2 separate regions of the Homo sapiens genome follow, and region 1 is linked to region 2. The links are chromatin contacts, found by Hi-C in ENCODE. All regions are on one chromosome and are shown on one strand. The core of a region is the stretch at or near the end of the contact, and the rest is flanking DNA. Distances in the headings are between cores, read along the strand shown.

What was found. A loop is a pair of places that touch in the nucleus more often than their neighbours do. Pooled maps may share reads with other maps.
Region 1: a pooled map shows a loop between it and region 2 (2.6-fold over the local background). The contact joins two enhancer-like sites. A Hi-C loop is called at or near these places in 2 of 37 single-sample maps with no recorded cell type and 4 of 50 pooled maps.

The regions. Positions count from the first base shown.
Region 1 is chr18:63,210,424-63,215,363 of GRCh38, reverse strand. All of the region lies in intron 2 of BCL2 (BCL2 apoptosis regulator), which reads left to right. Among named protein-coding and RNA genes, the nearest start is that of BCL2, 110 kb to the left of the region's middle. RefSeq lists enhancers at 819-1,048, 768-1,268. Within about 2 kb of position 1,968, at least 3 of the 41 ENCODE cell types and tissues checked have a DNase peak (open chromatin) inside an H3K27ac peak, as active enhancers do.
Region 2 is chr18:63,075,829-63,080,767 of GRCh38, reverse strand. No RefSeq gene overlaps it. Among named protein-coding and RNA genes, the nearest start is that of BCL2, 240 kb to the left of the region's middle. Within about 2 kb of position 1,372, at least 2 of the 41 ENCODE cell types and tissues checked have a DNase peak (open chromatin) inside an H3K27ac peak, as active enhancers do.

The sequences.
Region 1 (4,940 bases), core at 719-3,218, 130 kb before region 2:
ATGACAAATAATACTGTAATAAACATTTCTGTGCTTACAGGACGTGAGATGACTTGATTAAGAAAAGAATAGATTTTTAGATTGGAATAGACATTTCCAGATTGCTTTCTAAATGGCATGGTGATTCGTATTTCTACCAGCAAGTCTTTCTGTATCTTGCCAAGGGACGATGCCTCTAAATTGCAAGAAAGGGTGGGATGCCTTGTCCATTTGAAATCCAAAACATCAAGACAAATATGGGGCAATAATATGACCATCACAATAATATATATAAAAGAGAATTCATTAAGGGATGATTATCGCTTTCTAGAGTTGGGTTCTGGGGAAGTATTATTTATAGAAATGAGCCTTAGGAGGCCAGGCACACTGGCTCACGTCTGTAATCCCAGCATTTTGGGAGGCAGAGGCAGGTGGGTCACTTGAGGTCAGGAGTTTGAGACCAGCCTGGCCAACATGGTGAAACCCCATTTACTAAAAATACAAAAATTAGCTGGGCATGGTGGCACATGCCTGTAGTCCCAGCTACTTGGGGGGCTGAGGCATGAGAAACACTTGAAACCAGGAGGCGGAGGTTGCAGTGAGCCAAGATCGTGCCACTCCACTCCAGCCTGGGTGACAGAGTGAGCGTATGTCTCAAAAATAGATAAATAAATAAATAAATAAATAAAAAAGAAAAGAAATGAGCCTTAGGGCCCGAAATGTAATTTTATTTTTAGCATGATTTTTTTTTTTATTACCCGACAGTTTTTGATTAGTGTGGCAGCTAGAAATTTCCCTCCTGGTTTAATTTGCTTCTTTATAGTTTTTGTCAAAAGCTCAAATGGTACAACACATCACAGGTGACTTTTCAACATTTGAGTCAACCTTGAAAATACACAGATGGATGGATGTCAGGGTGAGACCTGACTTCAAGTTCCCATGAATGTGGTTTATATTTTAAACACTTTAAAAATAACTGTGTATGTCGTGGTGTCAGGAGTCAGGCAGGTGGAAGGGTTAGGCCTTCCAGGCCATCTTCCGAGCTGCACCGGACGTTTGTCTCACCTCCCCTACAGAGATGGTGGCACAGTCCAATCCCTTTTCCCTCCTCACTGGGTGTCCTCCTCCAATTCATGGATTGTCTGACACTTTCTGCACTCGTCCCTGCTGCTGGTGTCTGCTGGCACTTCCTGTCCTTCTTGCTTCCCATCTTCCTTGTCTGTTCTGCCCCTCTCCCTTCCATTTCTCCCGTATTTCTTAGCTTTATCACAAAAAGGCTTGGGCATCACAGCCATGGCCCACTCTTGAGATTGCATTTCTTGGCCAGCAAGCCCACCTGGCCTCATCATTTTGGCTGCAACTTCAAGGTCATCAGCCCATCTTAGCTCTGTTCATCCCTAAGTTTTCTGTGGATAGGCTTTCTATTTGACAGAGTGCTTCTCCCAGCCCCCTCTTAATTTCTTTATCTGACACTGTTTTTTGGGACCTAGAGGTCCCTGAGGGCCTGGGGCTTCCTTGTGCGTTGAGGTGGGCCCTGTAGATTCTGCCGTCGAGAGAACTCTGACCAGCCCGCTCTGAGAAAGAATGTCAAGTGGTCAGGGTCTCACCAAGCAAAGGGCCTCTATATGATAATGGTCCACAGAGCTGTCAGGAGAACAAATGGGGTAATCTGGAGTGTGATTTCATCATTCTTCAGTGCATTCTCAGTGCCGGGAAAAGTCATGAGTAGGGTTCTCGTTTTAACTCCTAAATTATGAACTTACTCACATTTGTGGATTAGACAATGCCTCAACATCATTTTCATAGTGTGTGTGTGTGTGTGTGTGTGTGTGTGTGTTTATGTGTGTGTGTGTGTGTGGTTTAATGTGTACAACTCATCTGAACCCAGTTGCTCTGTGGTTTATCTTTTACTGAGAACTGCTTTTTTTCTTCCTTTTCTAAGAAAATACTAGTTCTTAAAGTATGAAGTCTTTCTTGTGAGTTCATCAGCAGTGAGGGGTGTGGTGTGAGGACCTACATTGGTGATAATGAGATCCAACAATCACTGAATTCAGGCGATTTTGACACAAATCATATTGACTAAAATAATATTAAGCACGTGATGCTGGTGACATTTGAATATTTGCCAGGAAGAATACCTGCATGGTAACAATTGGCTGCAAATGGAAGAGATTTGCATGTTTTATTGTTTTTACAGTTTTAACATACATTTTTATTGGAGAATCTGAAACCAACCTATGTAGGGGAGGTTATGGGAGCAAAAGTAACACAGAGAACCAGCAGGAATCGGCCTACCTGCCTGCCTCTGTCCTCCTCTGCTCCTAAGAATTTGGGTCACCTCTGGCTTCAGCACTTAGTCCTAATCATGAACAACACATGAGTTAGGGGAAAGGTGTATTCACAAATTTGAAATTTCTTTATGTTTTTCCTCTCTCACATTCCTTTCCTGCAGTCTCTTTCCTACTTTTTCATCCTTTGTGTAAAGGTAGCAACTTTTTTTTTGTTTTTTGAGACAGAGTCTCGCTCCGTTGCCCAGGCTGGAGTGCAGCAGTGTGATCTCGGCTCACTGCAACCTCCGCCTTCTGGGTTCAAGTGATTCTCCTGCCTCAGCCTCCTGAGTAACTGGGACTACAGGCATGTGCCACTGTGACTGGCTAATTTTTTATATTTTTAGTAGAGACAGGATTTCACCATGTTGGCCAGGCTGCTCTCGAACTCCTGACCTCGTGATCCGCCCGCCTGGATCTCCCAAAGTGCTGGGATTACAGTTGTGAGCCACCGCACCCGGCCAAGGTAGCAACTTTTATTTGAGAAAGCTTGGAATCCTGACCTAAGCTCCCTGAGTTCCCACTGTGGCTTGTGGCCACCTATTGTGATACTCACTCTCTACCCTTGGTTTTCTGATCTCTAAAATGAGACTGTCTACTTCACGTGGCTGTTAAATGCATCATAATTTCCTTCCTTACCTCCCTTCTTTAAAGGAAACTTGGAATTTTCAAAGCTACTAAATGGAGTTTTTTTGTGTTTTTTTTGTTGTTGTTGTTTGTTTGTTTGTTTGAGACAGAGTCTCGCTCTGTCGCCCAGGCTGGAGTGCAGTGGCATGCTCTTGGCTCACTGCAACCTCTGCCTCCTGGGTTCAAGCAATTCTGTCTCGCCTCAGCCTCCCGAGTAGCTGGGACTACAGGCGCCCGCCACCACGCCCAGCTAATTTTTGTATTTTTAGTAGAGACGGGGTTTCACCATGTTGGCCAGGATGGTCTCGAACTCCTGACCTTGTGATCCACCTGCCTCAGCCTCCCAAAGTGCTGGGATTACAGGCGTGAGCCACCACACCTGACCTAAATGGAGTATTTTTAGGGCCACATGGTTAGGGGCAACTAAAAATGTCATATGCTACCATTGCATTCATGAACACCATCCTCCCTCAGAGAAGAAAGGAGTCACATGACTGCATTTCTGGCGAAACCTGATTGCATTTTGGTAAAACCTGTGCCAGGACCAGGACAGTCATCAATGACGTGTTCCCTGATTTTCATGACTGAAGAGCTTCAGGCTGGTGCTGCCGCAGGGGACCTTTGCGTGGCATGGCTCCTCTGCACTGGCGTTAGCTGTGGTGAGACACAGCTTGCAGCCACAGTAGGACAATGCCAAGTCCAATGGTATTTGCTGTTCAGGAGCAAAAGAACTACACAGCAACAACACATACTATCGTCGAGTACCTATTTATTTCACTGTATGTGTCTGAAGGACTAAATCGAAGCCAGAGCCCCCCGCCCATGCACCAAAATAAAATGCAGACAGTGTTGAGTTACCAAAATGACAGTGCACCTGCAAAGGGAAGTCAGTGAAGGTTTAAAGGTGAAGACTTAAAAATATATAGATAGCTTAAAACTGCAAATAAAAAAATGTCACATAGAGATTTTCATGAGCTTAGAAAACCAGGAGGAGATTTGAGTCGAGAGAAAACAAGGCCAGCCTCTCTCAAGTGGCAGATTTCTGCAGTCTTTGGAAAGATGGAAATAAATATGGCCAGGCGCGGTGGGTCACACCTGGAATCCCAGCACCTTGGGAGGCTGAGACAGGCAGGTCACTTGAGGTCAGGAGTTTGAGACCAGCCTGGCCAACATAGTGAAATCCCGTCTCTACTGAAAATACAAAAATTAGCTGGGTGTGGTGATGCCCACCTGTAGTCCCAGCTACTCGGGAGAATCGCTGGAACCCAGGAGGTGGTGGTTGCAGTGAGCCAAGATCGCACCACTGCACTCCAGCCTGGGTGACAGAGTGAGACTCTGTCTCAAAAAAAAAAAAAAAAAAAAAAAAAGAAATGAAAAGAAAAAGATGGGAAGAAATAAAAGCTGCAAAAGGACAAATGGACAGATTCAGGGCGGAAAGCAAGGACAGAGCAGGATTTGAGCGTGAGACTTGCTATTTGGGCTTAGGTGAAATGAAATAAAGAAAAGGGCTGGAGAAGTCAGAAGTGGGTCACAGAACAATGAGATGGTGAATGGGGTCCAAAGTGTGGGTCGCCAGGACTGCCAGGAGGAGCCACATCTCCAGGGTAGGGCTAAGCTGCAAGCAACCAGCATTATTTAGCAGAGTCCTGCAGAAGTGAATGGAAAGATCTTTAAAAAACCTATGAATGGCAGTGGAAAAAAAAGAACTGAAAGGAAAGCAGAAGGCTTATGGGCTAGATAAACTCATTCTCAGACATATGACTGAACTGAAACTCAGATAAAATATTATCTTTTCATCCAGCGTCTTTCATTCGTTAGAAGTTCAGTTTCTTTATATTTCATTCATACAAGAGCAATGCAGATTTTTAAATTAATATATGTGCTCATAGACATGTGGATAGAAACTCATTGCTGATTAGAATATTATGAATTAAGGAAATTTTAACAAAATATACTTGGAAAGTATAATATGGGATTGAAATTTGAAGCCAATGATAAGATTATAAA
Region 2 (4,939 bases), core at 123-2,622:
CAGGGGTACCCCTTAGGATGTCTGTACTGCCTGCTTCATGGTCAAGGTTAACAAAGCACTACACATCAACCCCACATGGGCAGCATCACCAAGGACTCAAACTCCTCAGGACTGAAAACGTAGGTCTCTTTCTCAAGCAAAGAATTTCAACCAACTGAGATGCTGGAAAAAGACAAGGAAAGTTTGGAATAGAATGGACAGTTGGCCAATCAGTCTTATTCCTGCTACCAGCTGCAGCAGAGCAGACTGATATCTTCAGCAGTATTTCTCTGCATGCTGCTTATGTGTAAGAATTTCCTCCCTTTTCTAGTATAAATAGAAGTTACAATTTTTTCAAATGAAAAATCTGACTTCTGAGTGGATCACGTACAGAAACCTTCCTCTTTTCTTCAAACATGGATAAATATATTCATTTATTCACTGATGAACAAATATTTATTATTTGATAAATATGGTTCACTGTGCTGAGGGAATGACAGGGAACAAAACAGGCAAAGTCCTTGCCCTCATAGACACTGCCTTCTGGAAGAGGGAGGGAGACAGAACACAGTAAGTTGATCATATATCAGGTAATGATAAGAGCTAAGCAGAACAATGAAAGAGATTGAGGAGACAGAGCTTTAAGAGAGGGTGGTCAGGCGGGGATGTGCACTCATTTGTCTGAGAAACAGCATGGAACCTGTAAGACTGAGTAGAGTGTGTAACAGGGAGGGTGGTAGGAAATGCGATTAGAGAAGTAGTGATGGCCTGTCTCATGCAGGGCCTGTGGCTGTAGTAAGAATTCCATAAAACTAGTAAAACCTGGATGCCAAAACCAAACAAGGGGAAGATAAGAAAGGAAAATCACAAGCCAATCTCAATCACAGACATTATCAAAGTCTTAACATAATATTAGCAAACGAAATCCAGAGATCTATTTTTAAAAAATCATTTAGGATTTATCCCTAGAATGCAAGGATGGTTCAGGATGAAAAGATAATCAAATGATATTTACCACTTTAAAAGATTAAGAAAGAAGATCATATGATTGTTTCAATAGTTACAGATAAAGCATTTGATAAATTCAACACTAACTCATGATTTAAAAAAAAAAAACAACATAGTAAACTAGGATTAGAAGTGAATAAACTTCCTTAACCTGAGAAAGTATGTACAAAAAACATCCTTACAGAAGAATTGTTGGAAGCATGCCCTATAAAATCAAGAACGGGACAAAGATGTTCACTCTCAGTACTTCCATTCAACATTTTCCTGGAGGCTAGTAAGACAAGAGAAGACATAAAGATTGATGCACTGAATGGATGTGTCTGTGTCTGTATCAGCTTGGCATCATCACCACTTCCTCCTACAGTCTTCTCTGAATTGTGTAAGGTAGAAGCCTGAAACTGCATTTCCCAGCATCCCCTTCTCTGTATTACTCTGTGTTAAAGTTTGCAGTCCCATGAAATCTGATTGGTAGGGGAAGAGTTGAGGCTATCAGTCTCCAAATAAGGATGTAACCAGGTGTTGGGGCAGACCTGATATGCCCAGTGAATACTTGAGAACCACCTGCTTCATTGCTGCATGCTTAGACAGCTGATGGACGCTTCTCAAAGATTCTTAGGATTGCAGCTGTTTCCTGTTAAGAACCACCAATTTGGTGCATTGCAGTAATCTAATTGTACATCCAGTTTGGCATACAATAAGGACAAAAAGAATAGAACAAAATTTTTAAATATTGGTTTTGTTCTTGTGAAACTATTATATGTATTTTGTAGAATGAAACAAATATGTAATTATGCTAATGTCATTAGAAACCAGATTTTCAATGTGAGAGAAAAAGAGATCCAAATACAAACCAAAGAATAAAACCCTGTGATCTTAAATTTAAAATGGAAATTTGAGTATCCTATGATGATTTTTCTCTTTAAAAATTAATTTTTTAGGAAACATAAATGAAAAAATACCTAGAAGTGAAGTCACCTGGAAATAGAATGATCAACCCAGTATCACGGAGTACCCTTAAATATCCATCAGGGAAATGCAAATCAAACCACAACGAAATATCATTTCACAGCCACTAAGATGATTATAGTAAAAAAGACAAATATAGCAAGCATTGGTGAGGATGTTGAAAAATTAGAACCCTCTTACACTGACATGGTACAGTCATTCGGAAACAGTCTTCAGTTCCTCAAAAGCTTAAACATAAAGTTACCAAATGACCTAGCAATTCTACTCCTCATATATACTCACGCCAAATGAATCACATGTCCACAAAAACTTGCACACAAATGTTCATAGCAGCATTATTTATAATAGCCCAAACTGGAAACTACCCAAGTATGCATCAACTGATAACTGAGTAAGTAAAGTTGATTGTGATGATAGGTTGTACAACTGTATTAGTCCGTTTTCACACTGCTGATAAAGACATACCTGAGATGGGGTAACTTATTTAAAAAAAGAGGTTTAATTGACTCAAAATTCAACATAGCTGGGGGGACCTCACAATCATGGCGGAAGGTAAGGAGGAGCAAAGCCATATCTTACATGGTGGCAGGCAAACAGAATGAAAGCCAAGCGAAAAGATGGTTATAAACCATCTGATCTCATGAAACTTATTCACTACCACAAGAACAGTATGGGGAAAACTGCCCCTATGATTCAGTTATCTCCTACTGGGTCCCTCCCACAATACGTGAGAATTATGGGAGCTACAATTCAAGATGAGATATGAGTAGGGACAGCCAAACCATATCAACAACTCTGTGAATATATTAGAAGCCATTGAGTTATACACTTTAAATGGATGAGTTGTATAGGGTGTGAAATATATCTCAATGAAGCTGTTAAAAATAATACAGTATTTTAAAACTGATTATTAATGAAAGCACAGAAAAATACCAAGACTTAGGGTACAGCAATAGTTAAGGGAAATATTTATAGCACTACAAATATTTTTAGAACCATAAGAAAGATGAAATAAATGAACTCATGTCAATTCAAGAAGATAGAAAAAGAACAACGAGTTTAGGCAAAAAAAATGTGATGGAAAGAAATATTAAAGATAAAAACAAAAAAATAAGAAAAGGAAACAAAAGTAAAATAGAAATGACAGAATGAGTCTTAGAAAAGAAAAATAATGCTAATAAAATAAATCCCCATTAAGGCTGATAAATAAAGAAAAATGAACAAATAAACATTAGGAATAGAAAATATAATGTAACCACATATGCAGCAGAAACAAAATCATAAGGGAATCTGTGGCACAATTTTATGTCTATTCTGAAATTGGCTGAATTTTAAAATAGAAAAACTGAATAAAACAATTAGCATTAAAGAAATTGATTTGACAATCAAATATACCTGCCCTCAAGCCACCTCCCCAAAAAGACACTAGTCTTAGCTGATTTCAGCAGTGAATTTCATCAAACCTTTAAGGAAAAGGTCATTGCTATCTTATATAAGCTTCCCAGACAACAGAAAAGGACAGTAGGCCACTGAGTTTAGATAGTGTAGAATTAACACCAAAATGAAACAAGGACAGTACAAGAGACAGAAACTATAGGTTATCTCACTTATAATGTAGATTAAAATTCCTGAATAAATATTAGCAAATGGAATCCAACCAGAGTATTTTTTTTTTAACGATCACAACTAATTTTGATGTTTCCCAGGAAGGTAAGAATGTCAGAAATATCCATCAGGAGAACTTTACAACATTTATAGATCAAAAAGAAATAAAATGACACATTTTATTCTATAAATTCAACACCTTCTCTTATCTAAAAGAAAAACTCTTAGGAAGCTAGAAATGGAAGAGAACTTCCTTAATTTGATGAAGGGTTTTTATCAAAAACCTAAAGCAATCATATCACATCTTTCTGGATTATCCCTATTAAAACCAAGAAAAGGCAAGCAGGGCAGCCATCACCACCCCAGTCAACTTTACACAGAAAATACTAGCGAATGCAGTAAGCAACAAATAAATAAAATGCATAAGGTTTGGAAAGGAAGTGAAAATTTATTATTTTTAGGCATAGAAAATGCATAGATGGGTGGCGCACGGAGACTTATGACTGTAATCCCAGCATTTTGAGAGGGCGAGGCAGGTGGATCACCTGAGGTCGGGAGTTTGAGACCAGCCTGACCAACATGGTGAAACCCCATCTCTACTAAAAATACAAAAAAATTAGCCAGGTGTGGTGGCACGTGTCTGTAACCCCAGCTACTCAGGAGGCTGAGGCAGGAGAATCACTTGAACTGGGAGGCAGAGGTTGCAGTGAGCCAAGATCGAACCATTGCACTCCAGCCTGAGCAACAAGAGCAAAACTCTGTCTCAAAAAAATAAATAAATAAAATAAAATAAGAAAGAAAGAACAAAGAAAATGCATAGATATCAACAGAAAATCTTTTAGAACTAAAAAAGGATTCAGCAAGGCTACTGATTACAAGATCAACATGCAAAATTCAATAACTTTTGAATGTGAACAATAACAAATGGGAAAAAATTGGAAAAAAAAAAAGCCAGCTCACAATAGCAGCAAAACTATAAAGGACCTAAAGAATATACATTACGTACCATTTTTAAGAGCTTTATGGGAAAAAATTATAGTTTTATTAAAGGATATAAAAGAAGATCTGAATAATGGGTAAGAGGTCTCAAAAGCATAAACATGTCAATTCTGCCCAAATTATCTATAAATTTAAGTAAATTCCAAATAAAATCTCAGCAGAACTTTTCTGTTCATTTGTAACGTGATTCTAAAATTCATATGGAAAAGTGAATTATCATTGCCAAGATAATTTCGAAAAATAAGAACAATGGGTGGGCAGGAGCAGTTGGCCTGCGGATTCTGAAACATTCTAGACAGTCACAGAAATTAAAATATAGTTGTCTGAGCAGAGGAAGAGGCAGCGGACAGAATAGAGAGCCTGGTGCAAATCCATGTTCATG